Linked DNA regions of Homo sapiens: region 1 is linked to region 2. A link is a contact called in ENCODE Hi-C or POLR2A ChIA-PET data. All regions are on one chromosome and are shown on one strand. Each heading gives the region's core, a stretch centred on a gene start or an enhancer-like site at or near the end of the contact. The rest is flanking DNA. Distances are from core to core; before and after follow the strand shown.

Region 1 (6,768 bases), core at 43-2,542, 1.5 Mb after region 2:
CCCAACATGCTCAGCGATTCTTCCAAAATTACCATCCAATTACTCACTCCAGAGCCCTAGGGGTGGGATGAATAAAAGGGCTAAGGGAAACAAAACATGTGCTTGGAGAACTCCCTCGTTATAGAAACCAGGAGAGGAAAAAAGGTACGTCTCCTCTGTATTGATCAGGGTCCCATCAGGTTATTAAATAGAAGATATTAAATACGAAGAATTAATTATAAAGGTGTTAGAGGAGCTAAAATAGTCACTAGGGTAGATGAGGCATCCCAAAGATTAGCAAGTGGGAAGCCACCACCCACCCTTAAGACTGGAGAGACAAAGGAAGGATCTGGGGGTCCCTTGATAGACACTAGCATTATAACAGAAATATTCAGGCAAGAGCTGGAGCCACAGAGGAGGGCAGCTACTGCCAGATATGCCTCCCATGGCAGAAAAAGAGGACAAGAAATACTTTGGCTTCCCCTTTCCTCCCAACCTCCAATCTCCAACAGTACCTCTCGCTGGTTAAGTGAGGCTAAAACAGGTGGTCAAGAGAGCCTGGGTATCATAGCTTGCAACAGTCAGACATACAGAGCAGACACAAAGGATGGATCTGGAGGCAAACAGTCAAATAACCAGCACAACATTTAACCAGGCAGAGTTTTGTTGCAATTTTGTTTGTAGACGAAAGAGAAATTTACATATCATACACCCAAACCTTTCTAAATGTCTCATCACCACTTTTTGAAATTTCTCTCCTGCAGCAGCTGCTATGTCGTTTTGTTTGTTTGTTTTATTTTTTTGCGATGGAGTTTCACTCTTGTCGCCCAAGCTGGAGTGCAATGGCGCAATCTTGGCTCACTGCAACCTCTTCCTGTCTCAGCCTCCCAAGTAGCTGGGTTTACAGGCGCCCGCCGCCACGCCCAGCTAGTTTTTTTGTATTTTTAGTAGATACGGGGTTTCACCATGTTGGCCAGGCTGGTCTCGGACTGCTGATCTCAGGTGATCCACCTGCCTTGGCCTCGCAAAGTGCTGGGATTACAGTCATGAGCTACCGTGCCTGGCCAGCAGCTGCTATGTCTTGCTCCATCTTTCTTCCCCACCTCAGCTCTGTCTCCATTCCACTGGCTCTCTTCTGCTCCCACCATTCTCTGAATCCCCTCAACAAAAGCCTTGTCCAAAAGCCTGGGGAACTACAGTTTACTCCCTCCTCACCCTCTCTATCAACAATGACTCTCCTAGGGACTCCCTCGGTGACCACTCAGAGCTTTGAGATTAGGTAAACAGTGTTAATATGACCAACTTGGAACTTGCAGCTTAGTCAAGCCTGAGACAGTCAAGTTACCCAGATAAGGATAGACCATGCACCTACTTAAAATAACAGCATCAACAGGAGTTCTTCTGCTTCCCTTCCTGTTTCAAATTATAGCAATTGACCACTTAGTTACATTGGTTAATGCCCAAGACAAAAATGCAGCCCATCTCTTCCCCACCTGGCCTGCATATATGTTCATTTTGCATTTAGCAGAACTGAAAGGACTTCTTTCTGTTTTATTTTCTTGTAACCACAGAATTTAAATATCTACTGTTTTGTTTGTGGGCTCACAAAGAGGGTGAAAATCATTGCTATTTTATTTCAAACAAAATAAAAGATTACAGTCTTCCAATTAGAATAGGACTTAAAACATAGTAAGAATTTAAAAGCCATGTGCTGATTCATGGGAAAACATTAAGACACAGATGGGTTACACGATTTACTCAAGGTCATACCACTGAAGCAATGACTTTATTATCAGAACTATAAAGAACAACACAAATATTTACATGATTAATATTTTGTTGATAGTAATGGGGCTAGAATTAGAATATGGATTTTACGCTGCTCCAATCCCTGTCTGCTAACTCTGTTAGACTGTGTTTCCTACACACTGGAATTGCAGGATAGTTGCTGGATGTTCAGGCTGTGTGGTCGTGTAGGCATGGGTACAAATCCCAGCTCTGCCACCTGTTAGCTACGTGACCTTGGACCAGCCCCTTAACATCCCTTAGTTTTGTTTTTGGATCTAAAAAATGGGGTATGTACCTTCCGCACTAAGAGGGATAAGGGTTCAGTGAGATGATGTATGTTGTTGGGGAGGAAAAATTTTTCCTCTACTCTCTTCTTTTGCTGGGGGCGTGCAAATTAACCTAACAAAAGACAGACTAACAAAAGAGCAGACACAAAATTTTTATTAATATTTACATGCACAGGAGTTCACAAAAAAGGAGTGAAACTCAAAGAAGTGGTTAGACTCTGGTGATGGGTTGTTCTTCCCTTACTGGCACAGAGGAAACACCTTCACAAAGGCAAATTTGTGCCCTGCTTTTAGTCAGATAAGGGGAGAGGAAAGAACTCTTTCTGCATCTGTTGATTCTCAATTGCTTCCAGCTGAAAATAATCCTTACACTAAAGTGGCATATTTTGGGGTGGCATATTCTGATCCCCTTCCATGTAAAGTGCCTCAGCACCAGGTCTGATTAAAGTTAAGTGCTAAATAGCCCACTATCATTAGAAAAGTCTGTGTCCCCACCTTGTAGTAATAAAGCTCAGACACAACAGGATGTCATAGGAAGGGAATGAGGCATGTTTTTCTTTTCTCCAGTTTTTCTGCCTGGGCTTCCCTGCAAGTAAGATTATCTACATTTAAAACATATTTGATCGGCCAGGCGCGGTGGCTCACGCCTGTAATCCCAGCACTTTGGGAGGCCCAGGCGGGCAGATCACGAGGTCAGGAGATCGAGAACATCCTGGCTAACACAGTGAAACCCCATTTCTACTAAAAATACAAAAACAAAATTAGCCAAGCGTGGTGGCGGGTGCCTGTAATCCCAGCTACTCGGGAGGCTGAGGAGGGAGAATGGCGTGAACCCGGGAGGCAGAGCTTGCAATGAGCCAAGATCACGCACTGCACTCCAGCCTGGGCGACAGAGCGAGACTCCGTCTCAAACAAACAAACAAACAAAACAAAACATATTTGATTCACCTTAAATGGCTACTCATATCTGTCCTTTCCTCTGCAATGCTCTGCCTTGATCCTGGTCCAGGTTTATCTGGCATAGACTGCCCTCTGTCCAGCTCCTGTCTACCCCTCCTGGATCACAAACCAGAGAAAATGCAGAATCTTTCATGGGCTCCCTACTGCCTTCAGTGTGAAGCTCAAGTGCAAAGCCCAGCACCATCTATTCTGTACCTAACTTCTTAGTCTGAATCTCTTCACCTCTTTTCCCCAACCCCGAACTAATGGCTACCACTGACTCAGGGGAGCCTTCTCCTGCCTTCATGCCTTTGAATGGGGGGTATCGCTGCATGAAGCTCCTCTCTCCCCTTTACCCACTCAAGAGTCACTTACTCTTGGTAATATTTCTCAGTTGCCCTGCTTCACCCCTATTCTCTCATCCTGGCCAAGTTAGATGCCCTTCTGAGTCCCCTCTTCTCTACAGAATTTTAATTGTGCATTTTCTTCTTTGTCTCTGCCTTTAAGTTATGAACACTTTGAAGAAAGGACCATATTTAGTTCATCTCAGAATCCCAGTGCCCAGCACAGACCTGGCATAGGGTAGGCACTCCTTAAATACTTACTGAATGAATTATGCCATTTAGTCTGTCTGTGGTGGCACTGGAAACCCACAAGAATTTAACAGCCTCGTCTCTGTCTGAAGTTCAGGGCTTCTGTAAAGAATACGTGATGGAAAGAGGAGGTGACTAATAGTGATTCTGCAAAAATATGTAGGTAAAAGGAATGGCTGTAAATTAATGATGAAATAACCTTCCTAAGTTTCCTTGTGGAAGATATATGTTAATTCCCCAAATGTATGAGCATCTGTGTATTTTTGTGGGGAATATACAGTGTCTTTTCTAACACTGAGATGCTTGAAATGGGGTTATTTCCCTTCCAAATGAAAACCAATTAAATAAATTATATTTTTTCTGTGGTGCTTACAAAGTGTGGGAGTTGTCACCAAACATTACTAAATGTTCTAATTTAGTCATAAAAGGGCTGAAAGATGTAGCATAATTATAAGTCCAAAGTAAGTTGTTCTAAATATTTTATCATGTTCAGCATATGCTGTTAAAAAAAACCTCAGACTATAATTGTCAACATTCGATTCACAAAAAGTAAACAACAGCTGAGTATAATGGGATGATAAAGAATCTCTCCATAATTCCCGACATATGGCAAAGAGTATGTCCATTTTGAAGTGGAAGATGGTCATGTTTATCAACTGAGCCATTTTCTTTGTTTGAATCCTTCTAATCAGAAAAGTTCCCTAGAAACACTAGGAGCATTTTCCTGAGCAGATGAGGGAAATGAAAAAAAGCTGTATGGCACAGTTAGATCTCAGGCAGGAGGAATTTAGAACTCACAATGGCAATTGAAAGAGGCTGGGTAAAGAAGGCCATATATTTCTGTAAAAGCAGTCATTCCAGGGTTAGTATACATGAAAAACAAGTGCGTGCTTCGTGGGGAATGTATGGAGAAATTTCTACGTATCAGTCGTTTCTGTGAACAAGCTCTGATGGACCCAGCCAGTGTCACATCCTGCCATCATGTAGATTCATTTTAAATGCACGGACACTTAATCGTTTCTAGGGAAAGCCAGTGGGAAGCTGCTTGAAATTTCTTTTTCTTTATAAGATGTTTTGCACATGGGGGCTTTCAGCTCAAAGGAGATACTTACAAACCATTTATCTTCAGAGTGAAGCAGTAGAAGTGGGAGAGGCATCCAGGCACTGTTCTAACCAGATACTTCAAAGCTGCCCAGAAGAGAAAGGCAAAGGCAATTGCCAAAGAACAGGCTCTGCTCTTTGGCTGGCAGAGATAAGGAGCAGATACCCAGCACTGAGACAGAGGATTCTGTGAAGAAAATGCTGAGTAACAAGATTGTCCTTTTGTTTTTCTTCATGAATAATAACCGTCCACCCTAAATCCTTTTGGGAATGAACAGGGGGCTTTGGGAGCTGGTATTGAATGAATAAATTAGCAAATCATTGAACTAATTAATTAATTAATAACCACACCTAGGCAGAGAGAAATAAACAAGAGTGCTCACTGAGAACTCTCTGAGGAGGAAAGGACCTCTATATGGTCCAATGTAGTGAAAAATCTAGCAATTTGGAGATAGGACTGCTTTCTGAGCTTCAGTTTCCTGGGAGTGTTGTGAATATGTTTTGCAACTCCAAAATGCCATCAAACGTACATCATTCTGCTTGTCTTCTTGATGAGCTGTTTTTAAACATAATAGCGTTAGAATTAATCAGATTAATCTCACTGAACAAAAATAAAGGCTGCTTTTTCACAGAGCTCTTCATGGTGCCAGCCAGTGTATCTTTCTGTGCACAGTGATTCTTTCTATATAGAGACTCTCTGTTAAGCTCAAAAGGAGCTCCAAGGAGAAGCCCCATAAAGACAGCACAATCAACAGGTACACATGCTGCTGTTATTCAAGGCTACTCAAAAGAACATAAAACAATTCTGAGAAAAAAAGAGACTTCAGGGAAAAACTCAAGGTTCAGTGTATGACTTCTTGGTGGAAAAGATGGCATCACTGTTGCCTGAGACACAGCAAGATAAGAGTGAGGATTCTGGAGGGAAAACATCCCTAATAATGAGAGGAGAGCCTAGGTGGCTGAGCTGTTTGATTGACATCTCTGTCTGTCGAAAGCCATAACATACTCAGGCTGTCCTCGAGGAGCTGAGAAAAGTGGGGAAGAGAGTGTAAGACTGATCTGCCCTCTGGAATCGCTTTAGACAGGCCGGAGTCACAGGAAGCATGCCAAACCTAGGACAGTACAGGAATGATTGCCAAAGGAAACAGAACAGGTCTTTTTTCAAAGAAAAGAAAAGAACAATAGCAGCCGAAGTAGAAGGAAAAGCCTCAGTGTGCCAGCAGGTAGACATTCTGACCTCTCTTATTATAAAACACACAATAATTTCTTAAATGTTTAATGATGATGGAAGAAAATTGTGTCTTAAAATGAAATGAAGTTGGAGAAAGTAGTATGTCTGGGTCCCCACTCCAAGTCCTTTAATCATGAGAAGTAACTGCATTTCATTATAATGTGCACTATGATGCCACCTGATTCGTGGTGTGGATCCTAAAGGATGATTCTAGTCATTCTCTTTCTTAAACAATTTTTGGTAATTTTGATTCTTTCTCTTTATGATGTTCCTTTTCATCCATTATCTTCTCTTATGGTACTTACCTAATGATTAAATGTTGAGTTAGGAGACGGTAATTAGATTCCATCTCCCATTTTCCTGGTTTAACTTGACCTTTTTCTTGATGAGATATTTTCTTCCATTGGGTATTGGCATTTCGATGCCCCCTAGGCAAGCTATTTTGGATTTCTCCTTGCTGCAGAACTTGAAGGGTTTCAATGTGAAAAATAAGTCTATCTTTTTTTTTTTTTTTTTTTTTTTTTTTTTGAGACGCAGTTTCGCTCTTGCTGTCCAGGCTGGAGTGCAATGGTGTGATCTCGGCTCACCGCAACCTCTGCCTCCTGGGTTCAAGCAATTCTCCTGCCTCAGCCTCCCTAGTAGCTGGGATTATAGGCATGCATCACCACGCCCAGCTAATTTTGTATTTTTAGTAGAGATGGAGTTTCTCCATGTTGGTCAGGCTGGTCTCGAAGTCCCAATCTCAGGTGAACTGCCTGCCTCGGCCTCCCAAAGTTCCGGGATTATAGGCGTGAGCCACCACACCCAGCCTGTCATTTCGTTTTTTAAACCAACAACATTTAAATGGGTT
Region 2 (6,520 bases), core at 589-3,088:
GGTTGTCAGGATCTTCCTAGCCACAACCTTATTCCGACCCCACTTAAGAGACAAACTTTAGTTGGGAAATAAGTCCGTTTCCTAGAGTGAGCACCGGAAGCAAGCTGCACTATATTACATAATTTTTCACCTCCAAAGCAATGTTCCCATTGGAACGACTACCTGAAATAACCCATCCAGACCCCTACTACCCTGTGACCTTGGGTTAGGCAGTGACTTTGCCCGTGGTGGCCGTCACTAAAATGGGAATAATAATACGTTTCACGTACTGTAATCTTAATTAACATTTGTAGCAAAGAGCCGGCTCCAACACCCCTCGTAAATGCAAATTTAGGTGGTAGTATTTGTTGAGATGTTTTGACTCATTTAAGCAAAGGGTTTTTTTAACCTTCAAAATATTTTAAACGAGGATTACATTTAAGACATTTGAAAGCAAGGAAAAACGTTTTATTCGGTATTTATTTTAAACGCAGCAATCTTGAAGAGACCTTACTATAAAAATGTAAACCTTAATTATTATTGTCGAAGTTCGATAGATTGCTTCCCAACCAGTTTAGTTAGTTTGCATAACTTTGCTCATAGAATACTCCAGTTTGATATGTGAAGCCAACCAGCGGCAAGATGAATTAAGAGCATTACTCTATTTCCACAGAACTAGGACAGACAGTTCACATTGTATTTAACGTATAGTTTGCTAAAGTTAGCGTGTGGATAATTCATAGAAAATGTGCTAACCAGGCCCCAAAATACTAGCATACGGCTCATAAAAGCCGATTCCTTTAGATTTTACAAAAACAGAAGGTAACAAATTGACTTTATTCCGATCTGTGAATGTTGCGTAGCGTGAGGGGCTACCCCGGTGAGCTTCCTTTCCCTTCAGAGCGCCACACCGGTTCTGTCGGGCGGGCGGGGACTCCGAGGCGGCCCTTCCAACAGCCGGGCCGGGGACGCGAACATCGCCTCCACCCCTAACCCTGGAACAACCGGTAGTGGCCGTTTCCCCGCACCGCCCCCCTTTCCGCCGGCTTTGTGTGCGTGTGAAATGTGCGGCACATTGCAGACGAACCCTAAGCCCGGCGAGTCGAGTCTATTGTTCCCCGCGAGGATCTGCCGGGGCGGTGTGGAGCCAGGCGCAGTGCCGCGGCCAGCCCTCGGGGGTCGCTGTGTGGCACTGGCTGCCAGGCCGTGGCGGCGGCAGAGAGGGAGGCTGGCGGGGAGGGAAGCAGGCGGGCGGCGCGCAGCGGCTCAGCTGCCGCCGGTGCTTCTGCCCGGGGACGCCCCGGCCTCAGCGGCCGAGGCCGCGCGTGAATGTGTGCGAGGGCCCCGCGGAGCCGGGGCCGAAATACACGCTGTCACCGCGCTTTCCACAAACCACCACACAGACCTCCCCCTCCCCACCCCCAGCCCCGCCTGCCCTAGCCCCGCCGCCGCCGCCGCCGAAACTCTTGGGCCTCTGGCCGCCCAGACCCCTCACCATCGGCTCGCCTTGCCCGTCGCCCGCTCGCGCGCCCCCGGCAGCAGCACCATGTTGAATCGCGTCCCCGGGCTGAGCTGCCTCAGCCGGCGGCGCTGAGAGGCGGGCGAGAGCCGGGCCACGGGGAGGGAGGGAAGGAAGGGGTGGGGGCCGCGCTCGCCCCGCGGCTTCGCGCGGATCCGGCAGTCGCCTGCCCTTCTAGTTTCGCTCCGATTTCTTTAAACTTTTTTAGAAATTCCCCTCCCTCCTTCCCTCCTCTCCCCCTGGCCTCCTGCTCCCTCCTTCCCCTCCTCCTCCTCCTCCCCCTCCCTCCCTCCCTCCCTGCGCCGCCGCCGCCGCCGCCGCCGCCGCCGCCGCCGCCACCGCCGGCCCATGACTGAGCCCCGCCGCCGCCGGCCGAGGAATGGGCTCCGGGCTCTGGTAGGAAGCGCTGGGAGCGGGGGGCGCTTTTAAAACACCGATCTGGGTTTTTTAAAAACCTCCTTTGAAAAAATAATGGCAAACTCGACGGGGAAGGCGCCTCCGGACGAGCGGAGAAAGGGACTCGCTTTCCTGGACGAGCTGCGGCAGTTCCACCACAGCAGAGGGTGAGAGCAGAACCGGGGGGGCAGCGCCGGGGCGAGCCGGGGCGAACGGGGCTCTCCCGCCCGGGCCGGGCACGGGGTCCCGGCTGACAAGTGCGGGGCTTTTTCTCTCCCGCAGGTCGCCTTTTAAAAAAATCCCTGCGGTGGGTGGGAAGGAGCTGGATCTTCACGGTCTCTACACCAGAGTCACTACTTTAGGCGGATTCGCGAAGGTGAGTGGAAGTTTTAATTTGTATTTCCCTCTCGCTGGCCTCCTCCAAAAAGTCTCCTTTGACCCCGGAGTGGGCGCTTGGGGCTGGGGGGGTGGCCCGCGGGGGCAAAAGGCGTTCTTTTCGCTCCCAGCCGGTGGCACGGAGGCGGACGGCGGCGGGGCTGTTTTTGGCCTGGTGGCTCGCGTGCGCGCGGCGGGCGCGGGGCTCCGGCGGGCGGGCGGCCCGGCGCCGGCTCGCGCCCTGCCCGGTGCCCGGTCGGGCCGGCGGGGTCTGAGCGCCGCGGCGGGGAATGCGGGCGTGCGGGGCGCCAGCCTGAGCCCCGCGCCCGCCCCGCTCCCGCGCCGCCCGCCCGCTCGCTCGCGAGTCAGCTCTGCCGCCGCTGCCGCTCTAGCACAGGCGGAGACACACAGAGACACACAGACTCTGAGAGCAGTTTTCGTGCAACTCAAAATTAGCGCGGGCAGGTTTAACATCGATAATCGGCTGCGAAATAATCCCGGCAGCCGGGGGCACAGCCTCGGCCCCGTCGCCCTCGGTTTATACAGCTAACAAAAGAAACCAGGACCTGTCTCCAAATAGCCATCTTAGGCTTCAAGGCTAGGCAGAAGCTGTAGGCCTCAAAGAAGGGCCTATGGAGATGGATAGATCTGGGAGAGGGATCGGAATCGGCCCCAGCCCCGGCCCCCCCCCCAACCCGCGGACGTCGCTGTCCGGAACTGTATTGATCCTTTTGAACTTTTTTTTTTTTTTTTTTTTTTAGTGTAAACGGACCGCGTTGAGATTTAAAAGGGGGCGACAGAGGGACTTGCGATTGGTTATTGTCCGGGCTTCAAAAACAAAACAAACCCACCAAACCCCCCCACCCCCAAACAAAACAAGTGGTATTAAATACAGGGCTCTCTGGTGAAAACACAGTGATTCAAGAAGCCCTTGCTTAGTAACTCTTACCGATCGATCCGAAACACCCACTGATGCCTTAGGTATCTACAGATCTCTGTAGAATGGGTATTTATTTCATAGTTAGGTTAAGATTTTCTTAGATTGTTCACGTTCAGACAACTGTGCCTGTGTTTTACCAGGTTTCTGAGAAGAATCAGTGGGGAGAAATTGTTGAAGAGTTCAACTTTCCCAGAAGTTGTTCTAACGCTGCCTTTGCTTTAAAACAGTATTACTTGCGGTGAGTAGTAGTGACTTTTCCATAGTATTTGGAAATAAGGGACTTATGGAGAGATTTGTTTTTAGCAAAAACAAAAGCAAACCTTGCACACCAAACAGTTCTTAAGCTCTTGTTCATTTCAGACTGAGACACATTTAATATAAATAAAGTGAGATTGTAGGAAGGTGAAAGTCTTCCTCACCAATTTCAGGATCGTTTACATTTTTCATACAAAATCATTACAGGTGACACCCCAGCCCCAATCTTGGTAAACATTCTTTTGTGACATTGTTATTCATCGCTTGATACCCACTGAGGGGCAGAAAGGTGATGCTTAGTAAAAGACTTAAGATAGTTAATGAAACTTTGTAACCTTTGGGAAAATTTTTTTCTTTGTTTTGGAAACTCCTTTAGTTTTAAAAATTCTGGCTTTAAGAATTTTTTTTTTTTAATGAAACTTCTTGTTTGGAACAGTGTCATTGAATAGGTTTTTCAGTAGAATATTCCTACATGGCATAACATGTTGGTGGCTTAGGTGACCAGGATTGTTTTGATAATTACTTTTTGTTGAATTTCCAGTGACTTAAATTAGTAATTTAAATTAGATAATTTAAATTATTATATCTTTAGGAAAATGGGGATACTATGAAATGGGATACTATAATCTGGATTTTCTTTCATTCTCCCTCTTCTTCTTTGACTGCTTATTCGGCAAAGTTTAATTTCTTATTCAGTTGGTATGTGATACAGTCTAGATGATATATTTTGTGATTTAGCGTTTTTTTTTTTGCCTCTAGTTTTTCTTCTAGGAATACTTTCATACTGTAATTTATCATGATGCTGTGTTTTATTTTTAAAGTGCTTATCTTAGAGGATCCTAAGTTAGTTGGTGTTATTAAAAACTAAAATGATATTCTTTGTATTTATTGCTTTTTAATAGTGATAGTACAGGCCTTTTTTTGTAAGGTGGCTTCTGCATAATTTGAGTTTTGCATTTATTATTGCTTCAGATGCACTCAGTTATTGTGTATTACGTTCAGCATTCTGAAATAGGAAATGCAGTAATCGCACAGGTGTACTTTCTATTGGCTATCTTAGATTGACTTCAGGCTTGAAGCTGGAGTTCGCAGAACTTTGTGGAGTAGTTATTGAGTTACACAGGAAGTCTAGAAAATATTAAATATGGTTGTCATCTATTGTGTGTGTGTGATGGCATTTGTGTCAGAGTACATTTTAAATTAAAGGGCTAAATCAAAAAGCAAAATTAACCTCCAAAACCGTTGAGTTAGTAGTGGGGTGAGAAACAAGAGAGTTTTATATTCATCGTGACATTCATTTGCTCATTTCTATTTATGATATTGAGAGGAACATGTTAATACATATTCTGGTTTTATGTTTTTATCAGTTTAAAGCATTTGAATTTTGGACTGTTTGAAATACATATTTTTGAAGTTTTGCTTCATATTTGTTAGATTGATTGACTTAAGTTTTATAACCAGAAAGTACTATAGAATATACATGATTCATGAGATGTATATTTTTCTGAAGAGTTTACATTCATACTAATAGTTTTAGCATAATCAAATTAATATCTAGGCTTCCAATTTTTTTTAACAAAAGTTAATTATAAATATTGTTTTTCCAGTTGTCATTTTTATCTTGGGAGGATATCATTAATTATAGGTACTGTTTTTAACTATATAGTTTCAACATTGTAAGTATTTACATGGTCTTCAGATCAAATTGGGCTTTTTGCTCTTATTAGAAGCTGCTTTTTGAACTATGTCCTTAGTTAAACTTGTTTTTCCTCCATATGTCACTCTCTAGGTTTGTTTTTGCAGGGTTGTAGCTAGGCTACTAGGAAAAAAGTTGAAGCATTTGTTTTGGAAAATAAAACCATGTGAAGATTTGCATGGCTTGTAAAGAAATACAAAAGAAATATGCTGGTCAAAACTTAGGTACTACCAACCTTGAAAGAATTTTTTCCTGGTGGTCTAATATTGCACAGTAAGAGGATATATATGATGCTAGCTTTTACACCTTCCTCTGAAAAATCTTAATTGGCAGACAAGATGCCAAGTAACAGCAATTCTATTACCTACCCATAAGATTGGCTCTTCATAGTAAGAAATAGTAATCGAGTGACTTGATAAGTTACCTCTTTGCTACGTCAGATTGAATATCATCATTACTGATGAGCAGATAATGCAGTGTGTTTTTTAAATTACAAGTGGAATAATTTTTTAATATGAACTGCTTTTTCATTTGACCTATTGTAAGACTGTCATTATATGTGTTATTCCTCCTTTACAAGTTTAATATTTGCTCACATTCCCCTGTAAGTTTGCTATTAATTGGATGGATGGCTGTTAGCCTAGTGTTTTATGATATATCTTCATAATATTACAGATAATTTAAATTAGGAAGAGCAAGCTAGTATGCTGGCCATGTATATTTTAATAGTGTTTTGTTATTTTTGATACAAATATTGACAGTCATTAAATATAGACTTGAGTATTAATGGTCTGCCAGACATTAACTTAATTTTCTCAAATATACATTTATTCAGTTATAGCTTGTCTACAAAAATTTCTTAGAGTCTAAAATTGAAAATGCAATTGATTATTTTAACATTGGCATTTAATTTTTACAAATATAAGTGCCTGCCTGTATCAAAGTTTCTCACCTACTCCAGAAATATATACACGTACTGTGTACCCACAAAAATTAAAAATTAAAAAAAAGTAAAGTGCTTACAGATAATGTGTAAAAGCAGTCTATTTAAAAATTGGAGGCCAGGTGCGGTGGCTCACGCCTGTAATCTCAGCACTTTGGGAGGCCGAGGCAGACGGATTACCTGAGGTCAGGAGTTTGAGACCAGCCTGGCCAACATGGTGAAACCCCGTGTCTACCAAAAATAGAAAAATTAGCCTGGCATGGTGGCTCATGCCTGTAATCCCAGCTACTTGGGAGGCTGATGCAGGAGAACTGCTTGAGCCCGGGAGTCGGAGGTTGCAGTGAGCGGAGATCGTGCTACTGCACTCTAGTCTGGCCGACAGAGTGAGACTCTTTCTCAAAAAAATAAAATAAAATA

What was found. Hi-C counts contacts between places; a loop is a spot of excess contacts on that map. ChIA-PET counts read pairs that join two places held with the same protein, here RNA polymerase II (POLR2A). Pooled maps may share reads with other maps.
Region 1: a pooled map shows a loop between it and region 2 (4-fold over the local background). The contact joins the enhancer-like site here to the promoter of ARID2 in region 2. A Hi-C loop is called at or near these places in 1 of 168 maps with a recorded cell type or tissue (naive thymus-derived CD4-positive, alpha-beta T cell) and 5 of 50 pooled maps. POLR2A ChIA-PET finds 5 or more read pairs at or near these places in 1 of 52 experiments (B cell).

What each region holds. Positions count from the first base shown.
Region 1 is chr12:47,267,784-47,274,551 of GRCh38, forward strand. No RefSeq gene overlaps it. Among named protein-coding and RNA genes, the nearest start is that of PCED1B-AS1, 55 kb to the left of the region's middle. RefSeq lists enhancers at 623-672, 3,013-4,212. Within about 2 kb of position 1,293, at least 3 of the 41 ENCODE cell types and tissues checked have a DNase peak (open chromatin) inside an H3K27ac peak, as active enhancers do; they include B cell, where a contact is called at or near this core.
Region 2 is chr12:45,727,868-45,734,387 of GRCh38, forward strand. It overlaps ARID2 (AT-rich interaction domain 2), which reads left to right and starts at 1,839. Exons shown (of 21, transcript NM_152641.4): 1 at 1,839-2,061; 2 at 2,177-2,270; 3 at 3,350-3,447. The coding sequence starts at 1,970. LINC00938 (long intergenic non-protein coding RNA 938) reads right to left here and starts at 54. Exons shown (of 1, transcript NR_028408.1): 1 at 1-54. RefSeq lists enhancers at 1-69, 1-607 and silencers at 1,120-1,539, 2,050-2,289.